2 separate regions of the Mus musculus genome follow, and region 2 is linked to region 1. Evidence: chromatin loops called from intact Hi-C (ENCODE). Cell type or tissue: heart. All regions are shown on one strand. Each heading gives the region's core, and the rest is flanking DNA. Links, peaks and the distances in the headings are about the cores only.

The links. Hi-C counts contacts between places; a loop is a spot of excess contacts. Peaks named below come from ENCODE experiments on the same cell type or tissue, not always from the same donor. Only the 100,000 strongest peaks of a DNase experiment are listed, where the experiment ranks them.
Region 2: it touches region 1 in a loop (2.7-fold over the local background); 2 of 42 quality-filtered maps call a loop at or near these places.

What each region holds. Positions count from the first base shown.
Region 1 is chr6:30,691,157-30,695,550 of GRCm38, reverse strand. Cep41 (centrosomal protein 41) reads left to right here and starts at 1,802. Exons shown (of 11, transcript NM_031998.3): 1 at 1,802-1,914. The coding sequence starts at 1,882. In heart, for the core only: no CTCF peak of the experiment used is centred there; a DNase peak (open chromatin) is centred at 1,750; H3K4me3 peaks cover 1,514 bases; H3K27ac peaks cover 3,090 bases.
Region 2 is chr6:30,894,483-30,898,876 of GRCm38, reverse strand. It overlaps Copg2 (coatomer protein complex, subunit gamma 2), which reads left to right and starts at 2,083. Exons shown (of 24, transcript NM_017478.3): 1 at 2,083-2,216; 2 at 3,283-3,335; 3 at 3,950-4,030. The coding sequence starts at 2,180. It overlaps Tsga13 (testis specific gene A13), which reads left to right. Exons shown (of 8, transcript NM_054073.2): 8 at 1,634-1,896. The coding sequence ends at 1,803. In heart, for the core only: a CTCF peak has its summit at 2,127; a DNase peak (open chromatin) is centred at 2,056; H3K4me3 peaks cover 1,880 bases; H3K27ac peaks cover 1,884 bases.

The sequences.
Region 1 (4,394 bases), core at 216-4,215:
GGCACGTGGAGGACACTTGATGTGTGAAAGGCATAAATGGGACTCCAAGGAATGACGGAGACAGAGCCCGGCTTGCTCATACAGTTAGCTGTGCAACACTGGTGGGTCTCGGTGGTCTTTGCTGGCCTTCACTTTCCTGAGAGAGGCACAACAGAGAACTTCTCCTTGGGTTCCCGATGGTCCCTCCTGCTGACTCAAGTTGAGGCTGGGGCCAGGCTGTCTCTGCTAGGTCTTGTCACCACTGTTGCTAAGCCAACTTTACCGAACTGGACCCCTGGTGTATCCGTGAGGTATTTGCAACTAGATCAAGCTGCCGCTGCCTGCTAACCTGTGAATTGAACTGCCGATTTCCAGACAACACTGAGTTGCTCCAAAGAACCTTTCTAAACAGGTCCATTTCCCACATATCCTTTCTTTTCTACTACCTCTGGTGGGGTGGTGGGCTACAAGGAAGGTTAAAGCATTTAAGAACCATCGTTAATAATAGGATTTGAAAAAAAAATTAAAGCTAGAGTTACTCCAACTCCAAGCTGCACAGGGGTTCGCTATGCAAAGATGTGATAAATACACCCTATCTACTCCCTTCTAACCTTTGCAGCCCCCAATCCTTCATTCTAATAGAATGATGAGTGGGAATTTTAGAAGGGTTAAAGACTAGACATGGTAAAGGGATTTAAGATAAACCTTGGTAGGTATTAAACACTAAACACAGTACAAGGGGCAGTTAGGACAATAGTCCAAGATCCTGGAGGTCCAGTCTGAATGACTTGATCCAAGATACGGCCCTAAGAGCAGGTTCCTGAAGTTGCTATGAGGCACGACAGGGTATGAGAGACCACGTTGTTGACTAGGTCATCTGCGTAGACCCTGCCATAGTTCACATGGATGTTGTTATTAACACAGAGCTAGCCAGTATGAACAAACCAATGGAACCTTTCTCTATTCCTGGAAAAAAAAACGACTTAGAGCACAGGACAAAGGGTTACTGTGCTGTTTCTTCCCTGTAAAATGAAATAGTAATTTTGATGGATTTGGTGGGACATTTAGGAGCCAAGTCAAACTGTGTGGGTAATTGTTTTGTAAAGGTGCTAGGACTTAATTTTCAGATCTGGAATGAGAACAGGTGGTGGTTGGTGGCAGGAGTTACAATGGTTTCCATGACAACGGGATCGGATTTTAGTCATCTTTCCCATCCTCCACAAAACATACTGCCGCTTTCTTCATAAGGTGCTTATTAAATACTTGTTAAATGAATGATGAACCACTGAACGGTGTGTGCTCTTTGCAATTAAGGTTGCTGTTCTTTCGCTAGACTAAAAGCTTTTAGAGCAACAATAATTACTGTGTTTACTTATGATATTTTGCATAATTTGCATAATAACTTAAGACCTGAACATAATAAACTATGCACTCTCGTTCCAGTTGAACATCCCTGGCCCAAATCATGTCCTTTGCCGTGGAAGAAGTAGCCCCGATGTTTGGTTAGAAAGACTTTACAAAGGGTTGGGGGGACCTGTGGTGAATTTGTGTTCTCTCTCCAGCCTGAGGCCAGACCCTCCCCCCCCCCCCCTTCTCAGGTCTGCGCAGGCGCCGGAGCCCCTCCCCCTTCCTTCCCGCGCTCAGGCAGGAGCTGGGCGCCAGGATCCAAGCTGCGCTAGCGGGCGTCCCGCGTTGCCCTTGGCAACCATTGAGCAGCTTTTTTTGCTCTCCCCGCCCGGGCCGAAGCAGTAAACGGAGCTTCTATTGGCTGGCCTGGGCAGCCGAGCCAATCGGAAGAGAGGTTACAGGGAGGCGGCTGAGTGGGGGCTGGAGGGGGGTAGGAAGCTAGATTAGTAGCCAGACGTGAGGCTAGAACCCCGAGCGTGGTCGGTTGGAGCAAATATGTCTGCCCGGAGGCACATTGGGAATCCTGAGGTGAGGGCCAGGTCCGGACCCGAGAGCCGGAGGGGGCGGGCGCACCGGAAAAGGCGCCACGTGGGCAGGGACGAACAGCCGGCCACTTCCGCCGCCCGGAAGGCGGGAAGTGGCCAGCGTGAGGAGGGGGCCGAGCGCAGGGCCTGGGGCGGGGCAGGCCGAGGCTCCACGTCAGTGGCACCCGCCGGTGCCGGGCGTGCTCGCCCCACAAAGACCCACCGGACACCGACGTTCGAGGCTTGGAGGAGCCAAGTACATAAAGACACAGCCCCTGCCCTCAAAGAGTTTACAGTCTAGGAGTGACACCTGCAAACAAAGTAAAAATCAAAGACCCCCAAAACATGGAAGGAGGTGAAGGGGCCCATCACTTCTGAGTTGGGGTACCCCAGGCCAAGCCGCCCTTGCAAAGGGAGCAAAATAGGGCCCTTTGTTCTCCTTTACCCTCAGTGCCCTTGTGCATTTGTAGCAGTTTAATGTCACCCAGTGTTATTTGACCCTTACCAAACAAGTAACCAGACCTACAAAGAGAACGACAGAGTCTCTACAGTAGAGTTCAGTCTAGTGATGGAAATTGGTGAGCTTCGGGAGAGAGATGGAGGAGGAAAGACAGCACTCAAGCTGAGAGAAGGAGGGGCGTTCTTGAGCTGAAAAGGCCCCAACCCATCAAGGCCACTCGTGAGTCAGGTGAAGAGCTTGCTAGAACAGCCTGTGTAAAGCCAAGGAGAGCTTCAACTCCGACCAAGTCCCAGTAGGAGTCTACAGAACAAAAGGCAATTTGAGAGGGGCCTTCTGCACCTTCATAGCAAACACCAGTTGTAGGTCTTGGATTTCTTGTTGAATGCCTGGTGTCGGAAACTGTGGCATGTGTATTGGAGTGCCATGATAGTAATGTCTGTTATTTTGGTGGGGTTTTTTGTTTGTTTGGTTGTTTTTTGTTGTTGTTGTTTGGTTGGTTGGTTGTCTCTGAGACAGTCTCACTATGTAGCTCCAGCTGTCCTGGAACTCACTATGTGGACTAGGCTGGCCTCAAACTTAAAGAGATCCACCTGCCTCTGCCTCATAGATACTGGAATTTAAAGGCATGTGCCGCCACTACTAAACCTTGATAGTGATGTGTAAATATTACACAGTGTCACTTACATTTGGAGTCTAAAGTCCAACTCAGTGAAGTAGAAATTAGAATAATGGTCACCAGAAGTTAGGGATATAGCGTCTGGGACAAAGAGATGCTGGTCGCAGGGTAGAAAGTTTGTTAGGAGAACTAAACTTTTGAGATGGCACAGGAGATGACACAGCAGGGTGACTAAAATATAAATTTAATGTACATCTCAGATTAGCCAAGAGAACATTCCAAACCTCTCCTCACAACAAGGGAGGTAATGACGATATTTACTAACTTAATAATTGCACAGTGTGTGCATGTCAACCTTTTTTTCCTAGAAATAAATTATGTTTTGTCAACTAAAATAATATCAATATTAGATGCCTGTGATGGGGTGGGCTGGGTAGTTCAAGATTGGGAATACCATTATCCTGCCTACTGGTCAGCACGCAAGAAGCTTCTAAGGAGTTTTAGTCATGTGCTCAGACTTGCATTTTAGGCACCATCATAGCCACACTGTGGTGGATGGAGTTGGACAGGCTGTGTCGAGGAGCGGAGACATTGATGAGGTGGTTATGTTGCCATATGTCTGAACTGATGCTAGGAAGTCGGGGCAGAATGAAAGAGAACTATTAGGTGTAAAACCCACCATCAAGCATGATCGCCCTTGAGAGAGGGCATCAAGGCAGATGACTTCCATCCCCAGCTGGGACCATTCATGGGCTCTCCTGAAGGAAGCCGGAAATATAGGACAAAGAGTCCGTCAGAAGAGGAAGGATGTAAACACTTGCTGTCTTTACTGCCTTCTTTGAGTGGAGGGCCACTTCCAGGAATTCTTGAGAAAGAATGCATATGTGTTTTTGTACCCAAAATATCCTATCTAAAACTGTCTCCATTCTACATTCTTATTCTTCTTTTTTTTCCCCTGAGTGTGTGGCTGAAGATAGATTTCATGGTTGGAAAACAACATCTTGAAAACATTGTGCTGTGACCCAGCAGCCAGTGTGTCTGTAGAAAAATCCAAAGCCATCCTGTTGCTTTGTGACTTGTTGTTCCTTTCAGGAAGCTTCATTTTGTTCCCTGTGTTAGAACATTTCACAAAGGATTCCTTGTTATGGCCTGTTCTCATTCACTTTGATAAACACCAGAACCTTATATCTTTCTAGTCTGTAAATTTTTTCTTGAGTTATTTTACAGTTGACTTCATTTCCTCCACCCTCTTTCTCGGGTTCAGCATTTTGATATTATACCCATATAAACTGGTTCTGATTTTTTTCCACTTCTATCTCCTATTTTTGTCTTTCTGCTTTAAGAAATTTAAGTTTATGTTGGGTGATGGTGGCTTACACCTTTTATCGCAGCCTGATCTAGAGTGAGT
Region 2 (4,394 bases), core at 132-4,131, 200 kb before region 1:
CCTCAGCCCCAGTTTATTCACTCTTCCACATGTTCCTCTCACATTACCTGTTTTGAGCAATCGCCAGGCTTCATGTCCCTGTCCTTACCTAACTCTTAATGGCTATAGTCCAAGGGAGAAGAGGGCCTCTTCTCCAAAGCTTGTTTCATTTTCAGCCAAAGATTGTAGAAGAGGAAACATCTATTTCTTTCATGAGAAATTTCACATGATGAATATTGGTCGGACTTTATATAAGTCAAATGAGGTAGCTAGAATCATTAGTATAGTATTTACATTTTAAAATTAGGTTTACTCATTTTATTTTATGTATGAGTGGTTTGCTTGTGTGTATATCCGCTTACCACTTACGGCGCCCACAGAGATCAGAGGAGAGGGCATCGGATCACCTGGAACTAGAGTTACTGATGGTTTGTCAGCCACCACGTGAGTGCTGGGAATTGAACTCAGGTCCTCTGCAAGAGCAATAAATTCTCTTAATTACTGGGCCATCTCTCCAGTCCCTAGCATAGTATTTTTAATCGGGATGGAGTAACATTTTAAGTGGCACCATTACTAAGGTTTGGGCACATTATTCAGCGGAATCTATATATGATGGGAATTTTTTCTTTTTCTTTTTGTTTTTTCAAGACAAGGTTTCTCTGTATAGCCCTGGCTGTTCTGGAATTTGCTGTGTAGACCAGGCTGGTCTTGAACTCAGAGATCTGCCTTCTGGGATTAAAAGCGTGTGTGCTATCATGCCCAGTTTGAAATTTTTCTTAAGGGTATGTAGCATAATCTAGGTAGGACCTTTTCTAAGCCCTGTCAGGATGAGATAGATCTTCATGTATAAAGTAATATGTCAGCCTTCAGCTCTAGTGTCATTTATGGCGACTACATATGCCCTCTCCAAATATGAGTGCTTTACTTTTGTACCTAAAATGAACAGACAGTTATGGTGCATTTCCTCAACAATAACAAAGCTGCCAGGGTGTTTTACTAGTGGTGCCATTTCTAAGCTAACATCTCTGTCCCCCAAATGATGCCCTATCATTTGTGTGTGTGTGTGTGTGTGTGTGTGTGTGTGTGAGAGAGAGAGAGAGAGAGAGAGAGAGAGAGGGAGAGAGAGAGAGAGAGAGAGAGAGAGAGATCTGAGTAGAAGTTGTCAAGTTTGGTTAGAAGGTTGCCCAAGAGGCAAACCACGCCCTCAACGGAGGAAGGACTGTCATTAAGATCTTAAAGTAGTCAACGCCCTAAGAACAGGTGAAGCTGGAAAGACCTTCTAGAAATGTGATGTCTTCGATGCCCAAGGCATTAAAAGCGTGTTTTTCATACTCTGAGACGAGGACAAAAAAAAAAAAAAAAAAAGAGAAAACATTTGGAAAAGCACTGAGACACATGAGTATCCCTTAAATTACTTGAGTGTTATGCAGATTGAATCATTTGAAAATGGTGAAAGCCAAGAAAACTACACTGGTTTGGGTGAAGAAGGAATCATAAGAAGTTGGGAATGGCAGTCCCCAAATCTACCCTCTTGGAAAGTTAAATTAAGACCAGCTTTTCGGTCTCCTCAAATGGATCACATCACGCCTTCCTTTTAGTACGCTTCTAGTGCTCTCAGAGTCGCACATTCAACGTGTCCTATGCTTTGTCGTAGTTTCCATGAAGTCAGAGAGTGAAACACCAACTTCGCAAGTATTTTGGGAACCCCTGACATTTTCAAAGCTCCTAGAAGAGAAGCCTACAAGAAGTGTGCCAGGGGAGAGCTTCTTTCGCCATGGAAGGGCCCAGCAGTGGATTGTCAAAGATGCGGCTGTCATTTGGTGAAGACAAAGACTTAAAGCCCCACTCCTCACTCTCCAAGAACTGAGGGGGCCTGGAGAAGTCACTAACCAAATAAAGTTCCCTGTTTGTTGTCTCAGACCTGGCTTGCAGAGTTTGTGAAGCGGGGCGTGGTGAGCCTCCGGGCAGATTCTGGCCACGCCCCCGTGCGGCAGTGGGCGGAGCAGGGGGCGTGCCTGCGTCCCTAGGGGGCAAGGGCGGCCGCGGAGGCCCGAGGGGGGCGGGCCTTGGCCCCGAGTGACGGCCCGCCGGCCCAACCGGTGCGAGAACCCAGGGCCTGCCTTCCTGCAGCGTCTTCCGCTCGCCGGCTGCGGCGCCTGGGACGGTTGCGGTGGGTCTGGGCGCTGGGAAGCCGTCCAAGATGATTAAAAAATTCGACAAGAAGGACGAGGAGTCTGGTACGCGCGGCGCTCCGGACGCCCACTCTCAGGCGCAAGGGTTTCCCCCCTTCCCTCGCCCGCAGCCACCTGCTCTGGGGGGCGGCCGCAGCGGCGGGGTCTGCCCGAAGCCCCTCCCCCGGCGCCGGGGCCTCCCCTCGGGCCGCGCGCTCCTGGCCGGGAGTCGCCTCGAGCGCTCGGCGGCTCCGCCCCGGCGCGTCCCCGCCCCCCGCGCCCGCCCCCCGATCGAGCCCCTCCGAGCCGGCCCTCCGTGGGGCCCTGTCGGGGGGCGAGGAGGTGCGCGCGCAAGTCTCGGTACCCTGGGGTTGCTGGTGGGGTTAGGCCCCAGGGCGAGCACCCCCTGTTTTGGGAGCTGGGGTCGACCGGGCCAGGGTTGCGTGTTTATGGACTCTGAAGGGCCTTGATTCTCCTGTTCCCAGGGGTTAAGACTGCCCGGTGGGACACAGCTCATTGAATGCTCAGGCATCCAGAAGTGACTTGCGTGTTGATACCTGTCTGTGGTGCAGTGCAAGTGGGGAAGATGCCAAGCCTCTTCAAAAAAAAAAAAAAAAATCTTCAGCTCTTCAGTGGTAGCTGCTCTCACAAGTGTGGTGGAAGGTTGGGTTAGTGGACCTTCATGGCCTCATCCTGCATGGCCTTTACATCTGTGACTCTCTGCGAAACTGTTCCTTTCTGCTTCAGTAAATGTGTGAAACACATAAAATAGGGCTTGCTTTTAGGGAAATCCATAGTGTCCTGTCATCTCATTACTCTTGGTGGTGGTGGAAACCGACACATTTGTTAACATCCATGGGATGGGGGAGGGGGAAGCAGGGAATGAAGGCACTCATTTTGGATAGGGTTCCTATATCAGGAGAAGTCCAAGATATCTCAGTATGGCAATGACAGAATTTGAACCAGAATCAAAATTACTTCATCCAACTTCTTTGCATATTAGTAATAGTTGTCCTTGTGACTTCCAAGGGATCATTCTGTTTAGGTGAGATTTCCAAGCATGCAATATCCTCCTTTAGAAAAGTCTTTGTAGTCCAGCTATTGAAGACCTTCTCTTTTTCTTATACTATAGGTAGTGGTTCCAATCCTTTCCAGCATTTGGAGAAGAGTGCTGTCTTGCAGGAGGTATGGCTTGGATGTGTACAGTGCCTTATCAATTCTGTTTGAGAATAATGGGCAAAGAACCTAGGAAGTACAAAAGTCAGGACAGCCAAAAAAACAGTGAAGGACCGTAGACCCACCTGACAGTCTGAATATCGGTCTTCCCCCACATTTGATCAAAACTAGAAATCCCTTTTTTATTTCTATATTAAAAGTGACAACGGAGTGTAGCAGTGCAGAGATTGTGGAGTAGAGGACAAGGGAGAGGCTGGGACTATAGAAACGTACAGACATATAGACTCTGTCGTGTGCTGGGGGATTTTAATGACATGTCAGGAGTGGTAAGTGCAAGGTTATTAGAAGAGCTTACAGATATTAAACTCGAGGCATTCATATGTAGACAGAGACTCTGGTCAAGTCTTTAAAGTTGAAGTTGTCAACCTAAAGGAATAAAATATAGCCAGGAAAGCAGATAATGTCTGGTAATTTATTGTACGTCATACTACCTTGAGAGCATAGACAACCTGCATTACTTGGATATTGTACTAACATATTGTTAATGCTACTAAAGATGATTTGATATCCTCTGTGATAGAACATACACAATATACAGCATACTGTTTTGCATATTTCTGTAGGCACGCATATTCAACGAAACGCCCATCAATCCAAGAAGATGCTTGCATATCTTGACAAAGATTCTTTACTTACTCAACCAGGTAAACTATTCTGATTTCCTTCGATTTGTGTATTAAGATAGAAATATATAACCTACAGTGAAGAACTTACTGAAAAGCAGAATTGTTTAAAAAAGAAAATCATGTAATTTGAAAATCCACAGTGTGTGATTAGAACAATAATGTGTGAAAGTTCTTTAATACAAGGACTGAGCCTATATTCCTTGTTTAAATTCATGAGGTATTAGACCAACTAAACATGTACATTTCAATAGATATGTTGATTTGAATTCAACAAATACTACTTAGAACATACTTGTTACATGTATTTATTTTTAGTATTTTTTAAAAAGATTTATTTATTTATTTTATGTGTATGCATGTTTTACCTGCATGTATGTATGTG